2 separate regions of the Homo sapiens genome follow, and region 1 is linked to region 2. Evidence: chromatin loops called from intact Hi-C (ENCODE). Cell type or tissue: HepG2. All regions are shown on one strand. Links, peaks and the distances in the headings refer to the core of each region. The heading gives the core; the rest is flanking DNA.

Region 1 (8,244 bases), core at 245-8,244, 300 kb after region 2:
CCTGCTACATTATGTGTTCAATAACATTCATTCACTATTGCTCTTCTTTATCTTTTTTTTTTCTTTTCTTTTCTTTTCTTTAAGAGACACAGTCTTGCTCTGATGCCCAGGCTGAAATGCAGTGGCACAATCATAGCTCACTGCAGCTTTGAACTCCTGGGCTCAAGCGATCCTCCTGCCTCAGTCTTCCAAAGTGCTGGGATTACAGTCATGAGCAACTGCATCCAGCCCACGATTATTCTCCTGTTTATCCCACTTTAATGCCTTACCCACAGGGTGAGCCCCTGAAACCATGGTTGTACTGTGTGATCCTGGATCAAAACAGATCCTCACCCAAGATGAATCAGATTCTGATTCCTGCCTAAAAGACTCTAGTCATTCTCAACAAGTTTGTTGAGCCATTCCCAGAAAAGGAGAGCAAAGAAAAGAAAAACTTCCCTTTCCAAACACATGACAGAGAGTAGACAAACCAAAAACCCTCTCAGAATAAAGTAGAGAAATGCTGGAAAAATAGCCCAAGCATCCTTTTAAAAGTGTGGTTGTGGCTGGACACGGTGGCTCATACCTGTAATCCCAGCACTTTGGGAGGCTGAGGCAGGTGGATCACCCAAGGTCAGGAGTTTAAGACCAACCTGGCCAATAAGGTGAAACCCCGCCTCTACTAAAATACAAAAATTAGCTGGGCCTGGTGGTGGGAGCCTGTAATCCCAGTTACTCAGGAGGCTGAGGCAGGAGAATTGCTTGAAGCTGGGAGGTGGAGGCTGCAGTGAGCTGAGATCGCACCACTGCACTCCAGCCTGGGTGACAGGGCAAGACTCTGTCTCAAAAAAGAAAAAAAAAGAGGTTTTTATTTTTTGTTTTTTGAGACAGGGTCTCGCTCTGTCACCCAGGCTAGAATGCAGTGATGCAATCATAGCTCACTGCAGCCTCAAACTCCTAGGCTCAAGTGATCCTCTCACCTCACCCTCCCAAATAGTTGGGACTATAGGCCCATGCCATCATGTCTGGATAATTTTTTAATTTTTTGTAGAGATAGGGTCTTGCTATATTGCCCAAAACAGTCTCGAACTCCTGGGTTCAAGTGATCCTCCTGGCCTTGGCCTCCCAAAGTGCTGGGATTATAGGCATGAGCTACCATGCTCAGCCCAATGAATAAGCTTAATAGAGATATATATATATATATATATATATATATATATATATATATATATATATATATATATAGAACTCTACAGGCCAGGCACAGTACCGGGTCATGCTGGTAATCCAAGCAGTTTGGGAGGCCAAGGCAGCAGGATCACTTGAGCCCAGGAGTTCAAGGCTGCAGTGAGCTATGATTGCGCCACTGCATTTCAGCCTGGGCAATGGAGTGAGACTTTGTCTAAAAAAAGAGAAAGAAATAATAATGAAATTAAGACAAAGATACAAAAGAGTAGACCAAAAATACTAGAAGCTGGTTCTAAAGACTAACAGTCAAACCTGTGGCAACTTTGATCAAAACTAAGAACAACTTTATCTTAAGTAAACCCTTAAGAAAAAAGAGTTCTGTTTTCCAATCCATTGAATAAGGCTCACATAACCTTGATACCAAATCTGATGAGGACTGTACAAGAAATGAAATTCATAGACTAATCTCACTCCTGAGCATACAAGCAAAAATCCTAAAACAAAAATAAAAAATGCTTTACTGAGATTAGCAATCCAAATTCAGAAATTTTGTATTAATAATACAAGGGGATAGGAAAGGGTACATGTGGCTATAAAAGGGTAGCACAAGGAGTCCTAGTGATGGAACTGTTCTGTATTTTAATTGTGGTAGTAATCACATGAATCTATGCCTGTGATAAGATAGTTAAATAAATATACACCATTTGAGAGCAGTGATCTCTCCCACCTCCTTGGAACCCATGCTGGGACACTCTGCTCTCTTAGTTTACTTCCGTTTCATTAGCTGATTTCTTGGTCCCCGTTCGCTGGTTCCTTCTGTCTTCTCAATAGGAGGTGAAGTGCCCTAGGGCTCAGTCTTTGGACCGCTGCTCTTTCGTGTCTACACTCATTCACTTAGTGATGTCATCCTCTCCCACGGCTTTCAATACTATTTATACACTGATAAATCCCAAATTTATATCTCCAACCCAGCCCTCTCCCAACTCATATATGCAGCTACCTACTCAGCACCTTCACTTGGATGTCAAATAGGTATCTCAAACATAACATGCCCACAACAACTTAGCATGCCTGCTCTCCCCCACTCCCCTCCCTGCCTCCGCCAACCATCACTCCACATGCAGTCCTTCCCCCACCCAGTTCATGGCTGCTCCATCCTGCCAGTTGCTCAAATAAAAAAACTTCAGCATTATCCTGACACCTCCCCTCTTTCTTTCATAGCCTACATCTAGTCCATCAGCAAATCCTGTTGCCTCTTCAAAATATATGCAGAATCTAGCCACTTCTCACTAGCTTTGCCACCATTGCTTGGGTCCAGACCACACTTGTTTCCCACCTGGATTATTACAATGGCTTCCTAACTGGTCTCCCTGCTTTAACCTTTGCCGCCTATAATCACTTCTAAACATAGCAGCCAAAGTGTTTCTTTCTTTTTTTTTTGAGACAGAGTCTCGCACTGTTGCCCAGGCTGCAGTGCAGTGCGCAGTCTCAGCTCACTGCAACCTCCGCCTCCCGGGTTCAAGTGATTCTCCTGCCTCAGCCTCCCAAGTAGCTGAGAATACAGGCGCCCGCCACCATGCCCTGCTAATTTTTTTGTATTTTTAGTAGAGACGGGGTTTCACCGCGTTAGCCAGGATGGTCTGGAACTCCTGACCTCGTGATCCACCCGCCTCAGCCTCCTAAAGTGCTGGGATTACAGGCATGAGCCACTGCGCCCAGCCTCAACCTTCTTAATGAAGTCATTCCTGGTCACAGCACATGTAATTGCAACCCGTCCTATTCCCCTTTCTGTTTTATATTTCCCCATAGCACATATCACCTTCGGACATAACATAGATTTTGTTACTGTCCCTCTTCTGTGACAAGAATGTAGGCTTCATGAAAATAGGAATTTCTGTTTTGTTCACTGGAGAATGCCTAACCCATTGAACAACAGTATCTGGCACATGGTAGGTGCTCAATAAAGATTTGTTAAATAAATAACTGGTGAAATATTGGTAGCTTTCCTCTTAAAGTCAGGATTTGTCGGGCCAGGCACAGTGGCTCACGCCTGTAATCCCAGCACTTTGGGAGGCCGAGGTGGGCAGATCACCTAAGGTCAGGAGTTCAAGAACAGCCTGGCCAACATGGTGAAACTCCATCTCTACTAAAAATACAAAAAATTAGCTGGGTGTCGTGGTGGGCGCTTGTAATCCCAGCTACACGGGAGGCTGAAGCAGGAGAATCGCTCGAACCCAGGAGACGGAGGTTTCAGTGAGCCGAGATCGCGCCATTGCACTCCAGTCTGAGCAACAAGAGTGAAACTCTGTCTCAAAAAAAAAAAAAAGCCAGGATTTGCCACACTAGCTTCTATTTAACACAGTACTAAGGTCATAACCAGTGCAGTAAGACAAGAAAATAAAAAGGATAAAGAAGAAGAGGGGAAGAGGGCAGGGGAGGGAGATGGAGACCATCATGCAAAAGCAAAGCATAGATGGGCACCAAGTAGCTGCCTGGACTCCTAGCAGCTTTCTGGTTCCTGGTCTAGCCCCTTTTAGGTCCTAAGAGGACCCCTAGTGTCCTGTCAGGAAATGCCCCATTTTGCTTATACTTGTTCAACTGGGTTCTGTTCCATGCAATTAAAAGAACTCTGACTAATGTGGTACCAAGTCTGTTCCGTGTACTATAGGGAAAGGAGGGAGGGGATATGCAGAAAGAAATTCATAGGCTCTGCCCCTGATAGGCATACTTGAAAGTGATGACACAGCAGTGGTAATGAGTCCACTGAATAAAAAAATCTGCAGTGGAGGCCAGGCATGGCGGCTCACACCTGTAATCCTAGTACTTTGGAAGGCCAAGGAGGGAGGTTGGCTTAAGCCCAGGAGTTCGAGACCAGCCTGGTCAATATGGTAAAACCCCGTCTCTACTAAAAATTTACAAAGTTAGCCACTCATGGTGGCAGGCATCTGTAATCCCAGCACTTTGGGAGGCTGAGGCAGGAGAATTGCTTGAACCAGGGGTTACTGTGGGCCAAGATCACACCACTGCACTCCAGCCTGGGCAACAGAGTGAGGCCCCATCTCAAAAAGAAAAAAAATTAAAAAAAAGAATCAGCAGTGGGATGCAGCAGAAGGAGCACTAGCCTAGGAGACAGAAGATCCAGGTCACAGAACCGACTGCCAGGAGGCTATGGGGTCCTTGGACAGGTCAGTTAACCTCTTTAACCTCTATAAGGACCCATTTTCCTATTTGTAAATGGGGATGTTACTGCTATCTACTTCATAAGATTGTCACAGAGAATATTCAATGTAAAAGTCCTAGGTTATTTTATAATTCTGCAGCTGGGCAGAAAATGACCAGATGGTAGAAGAATACGACCCTTCTTGATCCCCTATGCCAAGATACCCAAGAAAGTCATTTGCTAGCAGAGTCTTTGCACCAAGTATGGTACAGGAACAAGCCCACCCTGCCCAGATGGTAAAATTGAGTCTCTGAGGGATGAGAAGCTTTGCTAGTAGCACAATGAGTCTGTGAGGTTGGTAAGGGACCCTAGACTTGCCCAAGTCCCTAAGTCTAAGGCCTTATCCTGGGAGGGGGCTGAGTAGAGAGGAAAGAAGAGGAATTACCACTGCTCTTTGATTCTTCCCCGGCAGGACGTCCGCCACATACTTGGTGATGGCAGCACTCTGTAACTGCAGCCTCTCACACTGGTCCACAATCTTGTTCTGCAACACAAACAACGCTTGTGGCATCTTGGTCCATGTACCTGAGCCATTCACTCCATCCCAGTGATTTTCTCCTGTTACCACATGTCAGCCACCCACTCCCATGGTCATAGCCCAGATCTCATCATTATCAAAAACTGTACCACCTCCTAAATCTCCATTTCAAGGATCCACACTCTCCCCACCATGCCCTATCCTTCTCACTCCCTAATTCTAGGATACCTATTCCAGCAACAGCTCAGTTGAGGCCACCAACACACTAGTGGGACTACCTTTCACTGTCCATCATCCCCTTCTGTGACCTCACCTCCGTCTTCATCCCAGAACCCCAGCCTATCATTATAATAACTTTAAAACAAATTTTTGCTCTATGAATATTCTCAGGCTATATTATTTAGAAACATTTAAGATTAGAATCATTATATGTTGCTGGTGAACTGCACATTCTCTAAGTGACTTTATCTTTAGTACTATGTTTGCCTTAAAGTCCATTTTGTCTTGTGTTTATTTTTATTTTTTTTTATTTATTTATTTTTTGAGGCAGAGTCTCACTCGGTTGCCCAGGCTGGAGTGCAGTGGTGCGATCTCGGCTCACTGCAACTTCCACCTCCCAGGTTCAAGCGATTCTCCTGCTTCAGCCTCCCAAGTAGCTGGGATTACAGGTGTGTGTCACCACACCCAGCTAATTTTTGTATTTTTAGTAGAGACAGGGTTTCACCATGTTGGCCAGGCTGGTTTCGAACTCCAGACCTCAGGTGATCTGCCCGCCCTGACCTCTCAAAGTGCTGGGATTACAGGTGTGAGCCACCGCACCCAGGCGTTTGTTTCTTTTTAAATTTATTTATGTATTTATTTTGAGATAGAGTCTTGCTTGTCGTCCAGGCTGAGTGCAGTGGCATGATCAAGACTCACTGCAGCCTTGACCTTCCAGGCTCAAGTGATCCTCCCATGTCCTTCCTGAGTAGCTAGAACTACAGGCACGTGCCACCACACCTGGCTACTTTTTGCATTTTTTGTAGAGATGGACTTTTGCCATGTTGCATAGGTTGGTCTCCAACTCCTGGGCTCAAGCAATCCTCCCGCCTCAGCCCCCCAAAGTGCTGGGATGTTACAGGTGTGAGCCACCACGCTCAGCCCGTTATAACCACTTTCTGGCGCACACACTCTTGGTCCTCCGTCATACTCAGCTGCCTGACTGTCCATACCTTCTGTTCTGTCCAGAACTGCTCTCTGCCAAGTTATCCTCATTCATTAAGCAGCACCATCAATCATTCACCTGTTACCCAGACCAAAAACCCAGGAGTTTGTCTCCAACCCCACATCAATTCCATTAGTGAGTCCTATCAACCCCATCTCCAAAGTCTCTCTCTCTCCTCTGGTCACCTCTACTCCAGTTATTCTATCCAGGTTGCCATGATCTCTCACAGGAACCACTGTTAGAACCTCTTAACTGGGTACCCTGCACCCCCAACCCCCCAGCTAGCCAGAGCCACCTTTTGTAAGGAAATCAGACCAGGTCATGCCCCTACTCAAAACCCTCCAATGGCTTTCAGTACACTCACAATGACATCAGGCTTCTTAGCTTAGCCAACCTAGCCCCACCTGATGTGACTCAGCTTATTTCTCCAACATCACTTTCTACCTCTATCCATGCTGGCCTTCTTTCTGTTCCTTAAATGTACCAAACTTGTCCTGACTTCAGTGCCTTTGCACCTGCAGTTCCGTTTCCACCAGTCTGTGTGTGTGTGTGTGTGTGTGTCTCACTCCCCAACTGCATTCAGATGTCATCTCTTCAGAGAGGTCTTCCCTGACCATCTCCCTCCTCACCCAATCTCTTACTTTGCTTTATTTTTCTCCCTTGCACTTATAACTCTCTGACTATATATTATGTGTTTGTTTACCTTTTTGGGTATCTGTCTCCCCCACCACTGGAACAGAAGCACCATAAGTCTGACTTCTCTATGTCCTAGTACCTCAAAGAGAGTTTCTGAACATAGAAGGCCCTGAATAAATATTTGTTGAATGAACGAACACCCACTGCCTTGACCACAAGAGGTTCAGCAGTTCATGGCTCTCAAAGCTATGAGCATCATCCATGAGCTCAGGGGAGTTTTAGAAATGGGAAAGCTGGCCGGGCACGGTGGCTCACACCTGTAATCCCAACACTTTGGGAGGCTGAGGTGGGCGGATCACCTGAGATCAGGAGTTCGAGACCAGCCTGGCCAACGTGGTGAAACCCCATCTCTACCAAAAAATACAAAAATTAGCCAGGCGTAGTGGCATGCGCCTGTAGTCCCAGCTACTCGGGAGGCTGAGGTGGGAGAATCTCTTGAATCTAGGAAGCAGAGGTTGCAGTGAGCTGAAATAGCACCACTGCACTCCACACTCCAGCCTGGGTGACAGAGTGAGACTGTCTCAAAAATAAATAAATATAAGTAAATAAATTTTAAAAAAAAAGGAAAGAGAAAGAAACGGGAAAGCTGAGGCCCAAAGAGAAGTGACTTCCCCAAGAAGGTATGGGCCAGGGCCCTGCTTTTGCTCTCCGTTTCTCCAGGTGATACCTAGAGCCTATCCAAGCAGCAGTCCCTCCACTGTTCCCCCTAAGAGTTCTGCCTCAGTTCCATCTGCCAAAAGGCAACTTAGCTACCTCTTCCAGGAAGCCCTTGTAAATCTTTCCACCCAGAAGTAGAAATTAGTTACATTTCATAGGTCCAAATACAAAGTTACAGAATTGAGTTGACTAGGAGGAAGCTGTGATCACCATGCACCATGGACTAAGAGCACTGAGAAGGCTTCTGAAAAACCACAGGGCAGGAATCCAGAGGTAGGAGAGCAGTAGAACTGGTGCTGGTTTTGGTAATAATCTTGCCCTAGGGTGAGATTTATTTGCTGACTGGATGGATAGAGGAAGGAATGTGCAAAAGACAGAAATCTACTCTAATTTGGTGGAAGAGAGGGTAAGACCCACCTCCCTTCAGGCAAAGGAGATAAATATGCATACGGCCTCAGAGGGGTTCAAAGAAGGTTCCCTAGGGTAGTACCGAAACTAGCACCAGGCCTGCCACCTGCCCGAGGCTTCACTCTTTCCACCACTCAAATCCAGTCCTGATAGCTACTTTTAAGGTTTCCATGACATTCTCACCCCCATTAGCATCACTTCCTCCCTCCAACCGCCGAAGCAAAGCAGCAGTTTCCTCTTGCCTAGTCAATGACTCCCTGGGTCCCACCCCTGAACATTAGGAAGCTTGGAGGAGTTACTGCCTTGTTCCGAGCCTCCAGTGCCTCATCTGTAAAATGTAGGTAGGACCCCTTCAAAGGCGTGGTCAAGACAGAATGAGATGACAGACATTTAAGTACTTTGGAGTTTGCAAAT
Region 2 (8,399 bases), core at 260-8,259:
CTTAAATGACAAGTTGGCTAGGTCTAGAATTCTTGCTTTACAACATTTTCAAACTTCTTAGACGCTTTGCCGTGGTCTGATAATGGCTGTGGAGTGAAGTAGTTTGGAAAAGCACAGATGAAAGTCCTAGGCTGCCTATGGCCAAATAACAGCTCCGCCATCTGCTGTGTGACATTGGGCGGATTACTTAACTTCTCTGTGTCTCAGCTTGATCTGTTAGCAGAGATGATGATAACTGCACCTATCTCATAGGGTTATGTGGAGGATACAATGAGCGAATGTGTGCACAGCACTTAGTTTATGCCTGGACGTAGTAAGCCCGATATGCATGTTTGCCCCTATCAGTTGGCCATTTAGGATTGCTCTCCATCCCTTCCTCCCCACATCCTTTGTATATAGCTGCCTTTTCTGCCTGGATAATTTTTAGGACTTTTCCTTTTGCTTTCTAATTTGAAAATTTTGCCACCACATTGCCTGGAACGTAGGGAGTCCTTCTGATCTGCACACACAGTTCCTTTTTCAGCTCAGAAGAGTTTCTTGGTATTGCCTCTTTGACTACAATGTTTGTTTCTCTTGTTCTGAACTCTCATTAATGAACACCATTTTTCATTCACTGGTCATCTCTTCTTTCTTCCCTATTTCTTCAAAACGATCCTATTATCAATCATCATTTTAATGTATTTTTTTTCCTCTGTACTCTTCCTCCAAATCACCAATTCAATGATCTGAGGCATCAGTTAGGTCTGCTGTGACTACCACCAGGGTGGTCATTGTGCTTTTCTGGTTTCCTTGCAACCTGTCCTTGTCTCTCCCACCTACCTCCTTTTCCATCTCATCTTGTTGCTTTTTGCAGGCTTTCTGCCTTCTTGTGCTCTACTGAGGATGGCTGAAATGACCTGTGGTGGGTCATTTTGGAGGTTTGCTCACCCACCGTTTCCCTTGTGCTACAATTGTTTCATCCATAGCATCGATGTTGGTTTTTTCCTTCCTAACTCATCTGCACATGAGGCCAGATGATGGATCAGCTCTCTCTTCACTGACTGGTGAGCTTCTTCAGCCCTTCAGTGGGAGGGGAAGTTGACGTTTGCAAATAGCGGTCAAATTTCCAATTGCTAGCAAATTTCCATGTAGTAAAACTCTGCTCTTCTGTTACTTCCTCCTACCTCCATCGTCTGCGTCTCTGTATTTTGAGTGAGGTTGCCATGCACGTTGGACCAAGGTTGGGCAGAAGTTCCTTGTGAAAGCACTTCGGGCTTCTGTCTCAGTTACCCCATGTCGGTTACCTCCAAGACCCTGGCAAATGCAGGCATGACATCTAAAGAGGCTGCCCCTCCTCCCCACTCAGCCTCCTCCTTATGGTAGGAGACCCCAGAGCTTCAGTGACATCCATTTAAATTGGTAAAAACAAATAGTCACATAACATAAGCAGATAAACACCATCTTTCCTTTAATCCCCTGCAGGGCCAGCGGTTTGCTAATTCTGTTTCTCTTAGGCATAGGGTACAATGTGCCTATCCCTGCTGGCACATGTGTTCAGGGTATGGCTGCCTCCACCTCCCAGTTCTTCCCTTGGCACCAGCCTGGGGAAAGCCATAACACCAAGGGGCTCAGAACTGATGCCCTGGTCACGTGCCCCTTCAAGGTGACTCAGATCAGTGTGATGCCATCTTTCTAAACCCATCCCTACGGAAGAGTTCCTCTATTTATGGTACTGGAGTCACCTGTGACAAGGATTCTTGGCTTGGCCAAACTTTAGTCAGACTCCTGAACCTTCTCTTAGGCCCATCTGTGCACTTCCTTATGAAGTCCAGTTTTAGAAAAAGAACCCTGCTAAGTCAGTGTAACCAGAAACCCCCGTCCTTGACATCTGATCATCCTCCATATCTGATCAGGTTCCTCATCCACCACCATCCCCCAGCAGATGTCTGATCTCCCTGGCCTGCCTTCAATGACAATCCCCAGAATCCTGTTAAATAGGTTTAGCCAGAATCCCCCTCACCCTGAAGGTTTCCTCTTGGTAATTTTCCATCCACTGACCCCACCCTGCCCCTCAGCTGTAAGTCCCACCTGCCCATGCTGTCTTAGAGTTGAGTCCAATCTGTCTCCCTGTTGCAATGGTCCCTATACCTACATCAAGAGTCCTAACTAAAGTCTTTGTTACCATGCTTTTAACAAGTATCATTGAAGAGTTTCTCCTTTAACCCCTGCATGAGAACCACCTGAATCCTGAAGCCCATCCTGAAATGTGCTGAGTCACAACCTCTGGTGGGTCTGCCCAGAAGCCCTCTCTTATTTTAATGCCATATCAAGTTTGAGAACTACCCCCTAATAGGGTCTTGAAGCTCTATTTTTGGCACAGCCCACGTCTCTTGATGGAAAAAGATTTTGCTCCTAGTCTGAAGCATAGTTCTCACATTGGTCCGTTCTCCAGGCACGTAGAGGGCTGGCATTAGACTCTCCGTGTTTATTTAAGGGGGATGATTTGGGGGGAGCAGAGAGGGAAGCAGTAACCTTGGGAGCAAAGCATGGGTCATGGCCCAGGCTTTTTTTCTGCCTCTACATCCTCAGGAGACTTTTCCCTGGTAAGATTGTGCAGATACTGTGGCTTGTGTACGGCTCACAGCTTAGGCACAAACAATGGAGTTCATTAATTCTCATTTCCAGGCGCACCTTCACCACCAATCCAGGCAGGCCCCCTCCACACTTTGTTTTATTGAATTCTCTCAGTGCCCCACCCTGCCCCCACCACTTCCTACCAGCATTAGCTGTAGGAGGATGACCAACGGGAGAGATTGCTCAGGCCTGAGGGGTTTCCTGGGACATGGGACTTTCAGAGCTCAAACTGAGGAAGTCCAGTGAGGAAATCCTCTCTCACTCTCTCACCCCCTCCTTCTTTCCCTTCCTCTCTCCTTTCCTCCCTCCCTTCCTCCCTCCCACATTCATGGAGCATCCGTCTGTACTGGAGATGAGCACAGTCAGGGCTCTGCCCTCAAGGAGCTCGCTGGGCAGTGGGGCACTGGGGAGTGGGGCGCTCCAGGCACAGGAGTCAGCCCTGAGAAGTCCTGGAGGTATTGGGTGCAGCAGAGTGGGACAGAGAGGATTAACGGAGCAGTGGAGAGGTCAGGCCTGCATCCTACTCCAGGCCCCACTCATTACCCACAGCACCTAGCAAAGCCATCCACTTGTCCTAGGGTGGGGCACAAGGCTCAGGGATGACTACACGTTTCCCAGGAGCCCTGTGGATTGGGCCCGGTAGCTTAGCTGGGACAAGAACCAGGGAAAGGCTTCAGCCACTGACTGGTGCCATTTGGGAAGTGGCCACAAGGTGGTAGCAGAGGATCGGTGGCGTCACCTAGCTACAACCCCAGAGCTCTGGTGATCTGGCTGTGGCCGTAGATAGCTGAGCCAGTCTCTGTGCCAGATCCTGGGACAACGTGGTCACCACTCTGATGAATGGAGAAGGTGAGAGTCAAGGTGTCAGAAATGCATGTACGTGCATGTATGTGGGCACATGTGTAAGTATACGTATGTCCATGCATGTCGTGGTGTACGCATATGATGCCTATATATGTATTGTGTGTGTGTGTGTGTGTGTGTGTGCAATGTGTACATGTGCATGTATACATATGTGGGCATGGTATACACATGTATATTTGCTCACATGGGTGTGCTCACATGTGCACACCTATATACAGATATGCATGCCTTGTGTGCACACGTGTGTTGTGCTCATGCGTGTGAGCATTTGTGTATGTGTTGTGCATATGTATGTGTGCATGGCTTTGTATGTGTATGGGCATATGTGTGTGCATATGATTCATGCCCATGTGTAGATATGTGTGTGTGTGTCTGTGTGCACAACATGTGCATGCGTATGTGTCTGCATTGTTGGCTCCCCCATCCCGAGCCTTCCAACGGTCTGTCTCAGGGATGACAGATGACTGAGCTTCCGAGGAAGCCAAGATGACGGACATAAAGCTGCAGCTGAAGATTGTTCAGGACTCGGCCAAGCAGCTGCCCACAGCCAAAAACTATGCGTGGAAGGCCTGCCAAGCGCTAAGCCACCTGTGCGCTAAGCCAAGCACAGGGAAATGTACAGCGTGTGGAAGGTGTTGTAACCACCAGCAATACAGTATTGCTGGTGGTCAGGGAAGACCTCTGTATGAAGTGACCTTTCAGCAGAGACAGGAAGGAAGTGAGGGCTCAAGGCAGGCGGATGTGGACGGGGAGGGTCTAGGCACTCCTGGGGCAGTGCTGTGTTTGGGGCAATCAAGCAGCAGCAAGGGGTGGGTGAATGAGGGGGGAGCTGGAGAAATTAAAGTTGGGGGTGGGGGCACGTGATTCTGAAGCCCACCTGGGTCCTGGCCACCTTTGGTTTCATCTCCGCCCCCTGGCTGCCCCTCCCCTCTCACCTGGATGCCTGCAACAGCTCCCCAGCCTGGGGAAGAAGCCCGGAAGCTTCGGGTCCTGATGCAGCCTCATTTTTCCTCCTTCCAAGCCTTGGCGCCACCCTCTCCCCCGCCCCTGCCGTTCCCTTGGCTTCTTCTGCTCCCACTGAATTGTACGTCTGAATCCCACTCAACCTTCCAGGCCCACCTCACCCCTCACCTCCTCCAAGAAGCCTTTCCTGCCTTCTTGGAGGGGAAGCCTCCCACCTCACAGCCCAGTGTGGGTTGGTTCTGTCCCCACGGCTAGCCCATCAGGATTCCTGAGGATAGGGGCCCTCCACAGCACCCTCTCCTCCCCATCCTTTCCAACTCATGGGACAGGAGGCTATACAGTCATCTTGGAAGATCTGAGGGCAGGAGACTGTCCAGGATGGTCTACTTGGCTGGGCTGGGAGGAGAGTAGCACACTGGGTTTGTGGCCACCATCCCCAAGGCCCTGGATGTCAAAACTTCTAAATTTTGTCTTACAGTGTTAAAGGGCAGGCTCTGGAACCACATTGCCTGGATTGAGTCCTAGCTCCACCACTGAGCAGCTGAGTGACCTTGGGCAAGCTACCTAGCCTCTCTGTGCTTTATTTCCCCATGTGCAAAACAAGGATAATAGTAGGGCTGTTGTAGCATATATGTAAAAAGCGCTGAGTTCAGCAGCACATGGCAGAGCAAGGGCTTATAGAGTTATTAGCTACAATTGTTACTACCAGGTTCAAATCTAGCTGCATCTCTGTGATCTTGTACAAGTCAGTTAACATCTGGACCACCAAAGCCCAGCCACTGTCCCCTGGCATCTTGAGTGTGCTTGTGCACACACACACACAATGGATTTTGTTTTGTTTTGTTTGAGACGGCGTCTTGCTCTGTCGCCCAGGCTGGAGTGCAGTGGTGCGATCTTGGCTCACTGCAACCTCCACTTCCCAGGTTCAAGCAATTCTCCTGCCTCAACCTCCCGAGTAGCTAGGACTACAGGTGTGCGCCACCACACCTGGCTGATTTTTGTATTTTTAGTAGAGATGGGGTTTCACCACGTTGGCCAGGCTTGTCTCGAACTTCTAACCTCAAGTGATCTGCCCGCCTCAGCCTCCCAAAGTGCTGGGATTACAGGCATGAGCCACCGCGCCCGGCCCACACAAAACGTTTGTTCACTTGTTTACTATCTGCCTTCCCTATTGCAGACCTGAACGTAAGCTCCATGAGGCAGCGCGTTGCCGTTCATCAGCGAAGCACCAGCTCCCAACAAAGTGTCTGGCAAATAATAGGTGCTCAGTCATTATTCCACAAACAAATGAACAAATGTGGACCTTCTTCATTTGTCAAACAGGGGATGATCATTCCTCTCTCACAAGGCTACTGTTGGAAATGAACGAGATCACAGCACATGGAAGCCACACTCAGTTTTCCTCCACGAGTGGGAGAAGCATCTGGGGACGGCTATCTTGGAAGTGGACGCCAGGAGGCAGCAAAGGGCCAAGTCACTCAGGACACACTTAATCCTTGCCAAGGATTTCCAACCCGCCAGCAAGCAGGAAGAGGGAGCAGAAAAGAGACGAGGGGGGCCCTCTTGCAGCTCCTGCCAAGTGCCAGGGAGCTGTAGGCTCTCGTGGAGCAGATTGATGCACCTCACTCGTTCCTTCAGCAAGCCTTAATTGAGTCACAGAGAGGTAAACAGACAGATTCTCACTCTTGTGGAGCTCTGAGCCTAGCAAGGAGACAGTCTCTCGACACAATTAAAGGAAGCTGTCTGCGCTGAAGGCAGCAGGTCTTCAAGTTTCCTTGAGCACAGTGACCCTGTATTTTAGGCTGAGATGTGATAGCTGAGCAAGAGTTAACCAGGTGAAGAGGAAGGGAGGTGGTGAGAGCTTCAGACAGAGGGAACAGCCTGTGCAAAGGCCCCAAGGCAGGAAAAGGCAAGTTCATTTCATCTTTGGCCCAGAGACAAAAAGTGACTCTCCAAGATCACACATTGAGAAGCAGAGCCCAGCTTTCTGGCTCTCCCTCCAGGCTCCGTCCCGCATCCCTAGTTTCCCTTCCAACAAGCTTCAGCTCTGCTGTAGCAGCAGCTGGGCCGGAGGCAGAGGAATTTTGGCCCGGACACAGCCTGACCCAACTTCCCCAGAATATGAGCTCATAAGAGATTTTAATTTTGATGTCTAGACTAAGACAATGACCAAATGTCCTAGGGCGAATGAGGCTGATAAGAGCCTATATTTGGGGAAACGAGGCAGCCCTCTCTGTTATCATGTTTCAGAGTGGCCCTTGGCCAGGGCAAGGGGGCTGCGGAGGCCGGCGGAGCTAAGCATGGAGGTTTCTAACGCAGTGAGGGCATTGGCTGGGACTCAGAGATGCTTGGAAAGTTGCAGTTAAGACTGACCCTCATCTAGATGAGCATTCCAAGGAGCCTTAGCATGGGACAGGGCAACCCTGTTTTATCAGTGGGAATAGATAAGGTTATACTGGAAACAAAACAACTGCTAAATCCAAGAGGCTTCAAACCATAAAGATATATTTCTCATACAGAGTCAACTCCATGCTGGCTGGGCGTGGCCCCTGGGTACCAGGCCAGGAGGAGAGCAAGGGAAAACTTGGAGCATCTGCAATTGAATGCTTCCACCCAGTGGCCACAGCCAGCTGCGTCCATGCCCAAGGTCAAGGTGGTGGCTTGGTGCTGTCATACCGTGTGCTGGAGGAGGAAGAGGCCCAGGGACATAAAGCAAGCACGGGCGTCCATCTCCCCACCGTGGCATGAATAGAGATGCCTGGGAAGCCACAGTGGGAGCTGGATCTCATTTAGCCAGTTGTCCCAAAAAGACAAGGCCTTGGGCTGGGCAACCTACCTTGGACAGTTGTGTCATTCATGAGCAATTACTCTCTGCCCCGTGCTCCGGGGGTGTTAGGACATTTAATCCTCCCAACAACACTCTTAGGTAGATGCTGATGTTCTGCCCCATTTTACAGATGAGAAAACTGAGTCATAGAAAGGTTAGATAATCTGGCTGAGTCCACCCAGCATGTCAATGCCAGAGTGAGACATCACACCAGGCGTCCCACCTGTGAACCTGTGCCCCTAGCTGCCAAACAGGTGTTGAGAAAGACTGGGATACCCCACAAAGAAAGGCCTGGGGGCCAGGGCAGGGGTGCCAGGGGAGGTGTAGGACGCAGAGGGCTACTGACACAAGTACTTGCAGCTTTGCAGGGAGAGAAAGAGAGGGAAAAGAGGGGTCTTATGAGGAGCAGCTTCTGTGGTAAGCAAAGCTTTGAGTGGAGGTTGGGGAAAGAGGATTGTTAGGACGTTTTTCTGCCACAGGATACAAGTTCTGACTTTGTATTGTAGATTTCAGCAAAGATTATGGCTTTTCCATGCCTTTTTCTTTCACAATTATTTTCTTTTTTTTTCGAGACAGAGTTTTGCACGGTCGCCCAGGCTGGAGTGCAGTGGCATGATCTTGGCTCATTGCAACCTTCGCCTCCCAGGTTCAAGCAGTTCTCCTGCCTCAGCCTCCTGAGTAGCTGGGATTACAGGCACATACCACCCTGCCCAGCTTTTTTTTTTTTTTTTTGTATTTTTAGTAGAGATGGGGTTTCGCCATGTTGGCCAGACTGGTCTTGAACTCCTGACCTCCTGATCTGCCCGTCTTGGCCTCCCAAAGTGCTGGGATTACAGGCGTGAGCCACCATGCCCAGCCTATTTGCATTTGTGTGTGTGTGTGTGTGTGTGTGTGTGTTTTTCTAATTTGGAAGGTTTTCTAATGCACAGAATAGTTGAAAGAATACCCCTATCTGAGATCCACCATTAACATCTTACTGTATCCCCTCCATCGAGCTCTCTCTCTCTCTCTATTTCTCTTCTTCCTCCCGCTCTTTTGCCAAACCATCCAAAATTAAGCTGCAGACATCATGATACTTCACCCCCAGATACCTCTCCATCTCTCAGGACCAAGGTCATCCTCCTACGCAATC

Evidence for each region. A loop is a pair of places that touch in the nucleus more often than their neighbours do. Peaks named below come from ENCODE experiments on the same cell type or tissue, not always from the same donor. Only the 100,000 strongest peaks of a DNase experiment are listed, where the experiment ranks them.
Region 1: a loop joins it to region 2, with 7 times the contacts of the local background. A loop is called at or near these places in 2 of 110 quality-filtered maps.

What each region holds. Positions count from the first base shown.
Region 1 is chr9:113,350,867-113,359,110 of GRCh38, reverse strand. BSPRY (B-box and SPRY domain containing) reads right to left here. Exons shown (of 6, transcript NM_017688.3): 2 at 4,773-4,871. Among named protein-coding and RNA genes, the nearest start is that of BSPRY, 5.4 kb to the right of the region's middle. RefSeq lists a silencer at 6,546-6,595. In HepG2, for the core only: a CTCF peak has its summit at 3,710; DNase peaks (open chromatin) are centred at 3,710 and 6,890; H3K27me3 peaks cover 846 bases.
Region 2 is chr9:113,653,081-113,661,479 of GRCh38, reverse strand. The region is part of intron 2 of LOC105376223 (a long non-coding RNA gene); the gene reads right to left. Among named protein-coding and RNA genes, the nearest start is that of RGS3, 190 kb to the right of the region's middle. RefSeq lists a silencer at 3,261-3,340. In HepG2, for the core only: CTCF peaks have their summits at 3,326 (motif pointing right) and 5,895 (motif pointing right); DNase peaks (open chromatin) are centred at 3,339, 4,139 and 5,919; H3K27me3 peaks cover 1,852 bases.